Linked DNA regions of Homo sapiens: region 1 is linked to region 2. The links are chromatin contacts, found by Hi-C in ENCODE. All regions are on one chromosome and are shown on one strand. Each heading gives the region's core, a stretch centred on a gene start or an enhancer-like site at or near the end of the contact. The rest is flanking DNA. Distances are from core to core; before and after follow the strand shown. Region 1 overlaps MYRIP (myosin VIIA and Rab interacting protein). Region 2 holds the start of MYRIP (myosin VIIA and Rab interacting protein).

What was found. Hi-C counts contacts between places; a loop is a spot of excess contacts on that map.
Region 1: a map of dorsolateral prefrontal cortex shows a loop between it and region 2 (4-fold over the local background). The contact joins the enhancer-like site here to the promoter of MYRIP in region 2. A Hi-C loop is called at or near these places in 2 of 168 maps with a recorded cell type or tissue (HepG2 and dorsolateral prefrontal cortex).

Annotation. Positions count from the first base shown.
Region 1 is chr3:39,935,088-39,938,911 of GRCh38, reverse strand. All of the region lies in intron 2 of MYRIP (myosin VIIA and Rab interacting protein), which reads right to left. Among named protein-coding and RNA genes, the nearest start is that of MYRIP, 130 kb to the right of the region's middle. RefSeq lists an enhancer at 1,200-1,494. Within about 2 kb of position 1,396, at least 3 of the 41 ENCODE cell types and tissues checked have a DNase peak (open chromatin) inside an H3K27ac peak, as active enhancers do; they include dorsolateral prefrontal cortex, where a contact is called at or near this core.
Region 2 is chr3:39,808,080-39,811,825 of GRCh38, reverse strand. MYRIP (myosin VIIA and Rab interacting protein) reads right to left here and starts at 2,217. Exons shown (of 17, transcript NM_015460.4): 1 at 1,910-2,217.

The sequences.
Region 1 (3,824 bases), core at 147-2,646, 130 kb before region 2:
TCCTGCTTTGCCACTTGTGAGATGTAGAATGTTAGGCACCTCTCCACGCCTTAGCTTTCTCATCTGTTATATTAGCACCATCAGAATGGCTAAAGTGAAAATAGAAGGGCCGGGCTTGGTGGTGCATGCCTATAATTCCAGCACTCTGGGAGTTTGAGGCAGGAGGATCTCTTGAGGCTAGGATTTGACACCAGCCTGGGCAACATAGTGAGACCTCGTCTCTACAAAAAAGTTCTAAAATATTTTTAAAAGTAGGAAGATAAAATTAAAACAGATAATACCAAATTTTCATGAGCATATGGAATAATCAGAACCCTCATATGTTACTGGTGGGAGTGTAAACTGGTACAACTGCTTAGGAAAACTATTTGGCAATATCTGCCCTAATACATGCATTCTCTATGACCTAGCAATCCCATCTTTGGGTATATACATAGCAGAAATGCAGCCATAGGGTCATAAGAATATAGAATGCTCACAGCAGAAGTATCTATAAGAGACCCAAACTAGAAACTACCCAAATGCCCACAGACAGTAGAATAGATCAATACATTGAATACTATAGAGGAAAGAGAATAATCTGTACAACATGCAACATGCAGGTGACTCTTTTGAACATGACTGAACAAAGGAAACCAGACTCGAAAGAGGATATATTTATATAAATATAAATGATACCATTTATATAAAGTTCAAAAATAGGCAAATTAATTTATGTCACTAGAATTCAAGGCTGGCATTATCCTTGGTGAATAGTGATTAAAAGGCAGCACAGGGTGGCTTATGAAACTCAGACAGTTCACACTTCTTGATCTGTGTGCTGGTTACACAGGCATGTTCAGTTTCAGTTTCATGGGAGATGCCAAGCTTCCTGCTTTCTCCTAGGAGACCACAGTTTAGCCAAAGCTGGTTGAAAGCTGCTTCTCTGGACTCTCATCCCTACTTCTCTCTCCTCCTCCTTTTCATTTGAATTTTACTTTCTCTCTCTTTATAATTCTACCTATAATTTAATTCACTATAGTTCTAAATTGTCCTTTTTCCTCCACAAAAGCATATACCTATCATACATAGTATATATCAGTGGAGTGTTCATTCTTCCCTGGTTAGAATTCAAGGATACTAAAAGCTCTTAGTGTCACTAAACAAAATTCACTATTGTTATGAAAGTTAAAGTCAGCAGTAGCCATAATTTAGCAGTTAACCTGTCATTAGTGTTTCTATTTTTCTTATTAAATCATATCTTTTGGGCCTCTGGTCACTTTGTAGCTCTTCTTTGAGTCCCTTTCATAAGCTCCCTTCTTATTTGGGCCAATAAATGAAGGCCAAGCCCAAACAAAGGCCACATTGTATGTTATTGGGCAAATTCCAGTTCCTCTGATGGATGACAGGCCTCAAATATACAAGGACCAGGTGGCCACATCACAGAAACTGGTCAGAGTAAACAGCAGGACTGTGTCTGCACCCATGTCCAGAGGCTTTCCCCAGCCTGAGATGCTCTTCAGAATGTCCTGGTCCAAAATTTGTTGATCCCTTCAGCTAAACTATCCATTCTTCATGGTGAAAGTTAAAAGCCAAAAATAAGAACAACATGGTTTGACAGAAAAAAACCTCATGACTCTACTTTCTCTTTCACATTTTACTATTTGACCTTGTGTGAGGCACATGCACAATGTTAATGTCTCAGACAGGTCATCCCTAGTAGGGAGATTATAACATCCTGCCTATAGGAAGGCAGGGGATGGGCCATCCATAGTCACTTGAAGGCCCTTCCAGCAAGAGACCTGGACTGAAAGCACTAAATGATTTAACCTGGGTTGGAGCAAGATGACCAAGTGTATGGGGGTGGGTAGGCAGATCTGGGCATGGACGCCTGCTCTGTCACTGCCAAGCTGGGTGACTTTGGATCAGTGACCTACCTCATGGAACCTTTGTTTCAATGGAAATAATTAACTGTTATTGGGGATAACAACTAATGTGAAGACTAAGTTAAACCAAGTTCCATAAAACACTAAACTAAGCCAGACCACAAAGACAGATGAGGACAGATTTAGGGACCTGGAGAATGACAACTTGGCTTCAGTGCAACAGAGATACACACGTATACATTTTAAAGTTAAATATAAGTCACAAGTCCTCAAGAGAGTAATTAGAGCCCTGGGAGGAATCTGCCAGGCTGAAGCAACCCAGAACTGCAAGCTCCACGTCGGGGAGTCTTTGTGTATTACGGTGCAAGCATATTTCTGCATGCTGTATTTGCATGCTCTGCCTTCTGATTCTTTCTGTGACAGTGTCTCCCTGAGTCTCACTGCAGCTCATGTGGCTGTGCAACTCAGCACAGGCCAAGGCGAATGTTCTCAGAGAGGCATCATTATTCCAGAACTGGAAGTCCACCCTACCATGTCTTGTTTGCTGCTTGGAGATACTGGGGCTCTCAAGTTGTGAGTGCACATCTGAGCCATGGAGTTGGCCTTCGTGGTCCCTTCTCCCATTCCTGTTTCCTCCAGCCCCATAAATCCCCCATCACTCCCCTGTGGAGGCTGCACTAGCCACAATGGTTCTGACTCCTCTGTTGAAGGGACTAGAGCCAAGGCTAGTGTTTCCAGATTCTCCACAAATATTAATCTTGAGGATTCAGAAAGAAATTAGAATTCCTGAGAATCCTGGGAAATCCCAAAGTCATAAATTTCTTAAACACTTCCAACACTCTGTATACTCTTCACTCATTATTGCAGATACCTAAAAATGTCTTTAACAAAAAGAAATACTGGTTTAGTAGTATTTATAAAGAACTTCAGCCTATAATGAATATCCAAACAGGAAAATGGGGATGAACGTTATTCAATAGAATTTGAATAACATAATATTTGACTCTCCTAGGAAGGTTAACAGTATTACACAGATGTAGGTGTTGAAATTGCCAAATTAAGGACTTATTTTGTTTCTGAAATTTTTTAATATTTCAAAACGTCATTCATAAGATTTGTATAAAGTATATCATGCCTATATTTGTAGATTTTTGCACAAATGACTCATGTTAGCAGCAAAGGAGGCTAGAAACACATACTTACAACATGGCAATAGTGGCCATTTCTCTCCCAAGTGCTCCTGTCCTGATTGCTAGAAATGTTGACCTTCACCTTCAACTCCATACATCAGCATTTCCTGTTCCTGCTTGTCCTTGACATCAGTGAATTCCTTTAAACCAGTAACATCTCTGCATTGACTGTAAAGCATATTGCTCACAGAAGAATTATAATACTTTTCCTTATTTTCATGATGTTTCTACTGATTTTTCTTGGGATTTAGGATTTGGGGAAGTATGCAAATTTCCAAAGTAATGATGAGAAGAAATTCCCATATGGAAACATGAGCCAAGGTCCTCAGTGGAATGCCAGACCTCTAGCTTTCCTGTTGCTTCCTGCAGAACAATGGCCCTGACTTCCTAATCCACTTCTCCTCGAAGCTATAGGGTTCCTGACCTTGTAATTGGTGATCTGTATTTTGATAACCCACCCAGTTCATGAATATACTTGACTCTTCAATTCTATTGTTCCCTGAGCACCAACTGTCATATTTACAGAACCCCTGCCTGCCTTGTGCTCCAGTGTTTCCATACCTTCAAAACTGACAGTCACCCTCCCCACCTGAACACACCCACACTTGAGACTTTCCAGTCCCACAGCCTTCACTCTATCTTTATCTGCCCCGTCCCTGAACCCTGTAGAAGCACATGTAAAGAATCTTAAACCAATAGTGCAGTCCGTGTTTACACCCAGGCACAAAAAGCATCACCTGAACTCAAGGTATGTGGTTTCCAGCGAGAA
Region 2 (3,746 bases), core at 968-3,467:
AAAGTGAACAAATTCTGCAGCCGGATAACTCTCCCTTCTACCACCATACACGCAGACAAACGAAACCCAGACCACACAGAACACTGCGCCACCAAGAGATACACACCATCTCTACAGAGACACACTTTGACTCCTCAGAGACAACACACACACACACAGCCTCCCCCCACTCTCCAGAAACAGTCCCACAGACACAGCTTCTGGCCCACAGAGACAGCTCGCAGATGGAGGTAGTGGTGGGTAATTAGGAGAGACGCAGCTGCCCATGGCCAGGCAAAGGAACGTGAGCAGGAAGATGGAAAGCAGTATCTTCAAAGTCTTGGGAAACTAAATTTCTCTAAAAAGATTTTGAAATCTGCAAATAGGGTCCCAGATATTGCTGTAAAATTTTTTAAATTACCTCCATTTCCACCGTAGACCCAGATGCCTTGAACCATCTTCCTTCGACTTTTTAATAAAACCCCAGTGCATTTTCACATTTATCATATCCTATGAACTCCAAGTTCCTTGGGAAGATTGAAAGGCGGCGGGGATTATTTCATTTTATAAATGAAAAAGTTCAGGTTCAAAGATGCTGGTCAGTCATCACAAAACTAAGTATTGATCTCATGGCTGAGTTTCAGAGTTGGGGTGGGGGAGGCTGAGTTGAAGGGACAAGGTGATAATGGCAAGAGAGGCTAGGTGACGCTCTCCCCAGCCCAGAGCTCTGAGAAGCGCCCACAACACCACAGGCGGCCCCACTGGAGCCACCTCAAAGGACCTGGAGTAAAAGAATCACACCCGACATCATTTGCATACCCCAAGACTGGCCAGCCCCCAGTCTCAGTCTTCCTCCCCTGAGTAAGTGTCAAGAAAATCAACAAATCGAGATCATGGTCGGGGAGATGGAGAGCATGGAAATGAAGCCAGACTCAAGGCATTTTCTAGGAGCGGATAGGAGCCAACGTTAGCGAACCAAGCCCACAGCGTACTCGCTTCTCTTAGGAAGTCCCTAGGCCCAAACCAGTGTGTGCATTTAAGAGTTTTGGGATACGTACTTATCCTTGGGGACGGTGCTTATTTGGCAAAAGAAAAGAGGAGCAGGACGGATATAAGAACAAATTCCCCTACCCTGCCAAGACGTCAGTAAATTAAGGAACAAGAAGGGGAGCAAGTGCTCCAAAAAGCCGCAGGTCTTGGGGTTCCCACCACTGAATCTTTCCGCTCCACGCGTCCATCAGGAAGATCCTCCGCCGTTACCTCCAAATCTATGTAGAGCCCCCTGGGATTGGCTCCCTACCTCTTCAAGTCTGGCGGCTGTGGCGGAAAGGGAGTATGAGGAGGAACCCGGGATGAAGCTGAAGTGACCGCCCCGCCAACAGCTCTCCCCTCCCCAGGCAGCCCGCGGGCGAGGGCCAGACGCAATCCACCTGTGTTCTAACTCTGAGCACCAGCTGTGACCTTGAGAGAGTCCCTGATTACCCCCGTTTTACAGAATTAAGAGTTTGAGTCAGGTCCGTCGCGCTGGGCTGCTTGCGGGGCGCTTAACGGATGGTTTGAGGCGTCCCGCCGGTGCGCCCGCAGCACAGTAGGTACGCGGTGAACCGCAGCCCAAGCACTACGTGGCCATCCGGGATCGGAAAACGCGAGGGAAACGCAGAGGCGAGCTCCCACCCCAGCAGCGAGAGAAAGAGGCGATTCTGGCTCCGCGATGATCCCTGAGCAAGTTCAAGTACCCGCGCCCCTCGCCCCTCCGCAGAGGCTGACTGGCCGCGCCTAGGGTTCCTGGCTCCGGACGCGCACAGGGTGCGGGGGAGCGTGAGAGACACCTCCACACCTTCACACACCCACCCCCGAAGTTGCGGCAACGTTGAGGGGAGAGTGGCGCAAAGCTGCCAGAGGGGAGAAGAGGGAGGCGGACGGTACTCACGGGGGGTGGCCAGCCTGAAGCAAGTCCGCGACCGGGGTCATCGATGGCGGCCGGGCTCAGGCCACCGCGCCTCAGTACGCCCAGGGCACCTGCCGCAACGCGCCGCGTGGATTAGAGGCTGCCGGCGGCGAAGAAGGGGCGCGGGTCGGTCTGCGCGCTAAAGCTGGGCTGCAGCACCGCGGGGGCTCGGCTGCCAGAACCGCAGCCGCAGCGGGAACCCGGGAACCGACAGGAGGCGGGAGCGCAGCGGCGTCGGCAGCAGCGGCTGCGAGGGAGGCGCCCGCGCCGCAGGCAGCCAGGGCCAGCCTGGCCGCAGCCACCGCCGACACCTGCTGGCCCGGCCGAGAGCCAATCAGAGGCGCCCGGAGCGGGGGAGCCTGCGGAGGCGGGGCGGGGGCGCGTGCAGGGCGCCCGGCGGGAGGGGCGGCCCGCGATCGCGCCTGCGCCGGGGCAGGGGGTGCCCGCCGGGCCGGTTCCTCCAGAGCACCTCGGGCGCGCGGGCGGCACGCGCCGGGAGGGGCGGGGCGCACCGGGAGGAGGCGGGGCAGGGCTGCGCGCGCCCGGGGCGGGGACCCGCGCCCCTCCCGGGGCTCTTCCCTGCGGCGCAGTGCAGTATTGGGGCCGCGGTTCGGGAGCCCCCATGTGCGACTCCAGGTCCTTCCCCGATTCTAAGTCAGGCTTTTCCTGTCTCCTGCCTCTGAGTCCTGGGGGCCCGGACCCTCAGTGACCGTAGAGTAATGGGTCACCAGAATCCGGGGCCTGCCTGAATCTAAGACATGGTGTGGCGCTCCTCCACAGACAGCTCTTCCCCACTTCACAGTCCCTGGGTAATTAAAGTCTCCGTAGTGACCCCTATCTGGATTGCTTTAATTCTCCCATAAATTTACTACTACGCTAACGACGCTCATTCATTCAACACACATCAAAGGGGTTACCGATCAGGGAGCTGTCCAGGCTAATGCGCCCCCAAGTCTCCCAAACACAGCTGCGGAACCGCCGGGTTAGTGAGCCCGCGCTGTCAGAAAGACTCCCAAAGACTGCTGCAAGTGAGGAACGCTTTCGGGCTCGTGCCAGGAGTTCCCGGTCCTGGAAGAATGACTGGGAGTTGAAAGGTTCCACTCCAGGCCGGGACTTCATTGTGCGTTTGCATCCATTAAGCCAGGGATCTTCCTGAGACCCACTGCCTCAGCCCCAACAACTCGGCTGTGAAAACACTTTGTCAATTTTAGCTGCAGGGTGGAAGTCGCTCCATGAAAATAAAGCATTTATGGAGTTACACTGGCGATTTCTGAATCCCTGGAAATCCTCTCAAGCCGGTGGGTTGAGGCTGTTCTCTCCGTGTAAATGTGCGCAGTAGAAATAAATGGCTTGTTTGCTGATCAGTCCACAGCAGAAAACAAAACAAAACAAGACAAAACCTTAAAGAAAGGAACTCGGAAGGTAAAGGAGTTAATTTCTTTAAAGATTCGATTCCCTCCTTTAAAGGGATTTTAATGTCTACAAACTGGTAAAGTGGAAGGAAGTTAGTTTGTTTCTCTTTTGTTTACATTAAATTTAAATTTTATTTAGCTGTGCTTGATTAGCATTCATGTGGCACAAAATTCTAAAACTACAAATGGAACACAGTTAACAAGACTCCCTCCCACCCTTGTCTCTCAATTCCTCTTCCTGGGGGCAACCAGTGTGTACCTCCCTCAAGGAAATTGACATATACACAAACATATTTGTCTAATGCTCTTATTTTTATTTTTGTTGTACAAACTATGCACATTGTTTTACATTTTGATCTTTTCCCTTAACAAGATATTATCGTGGAGTCATTCCATATCATTACCAA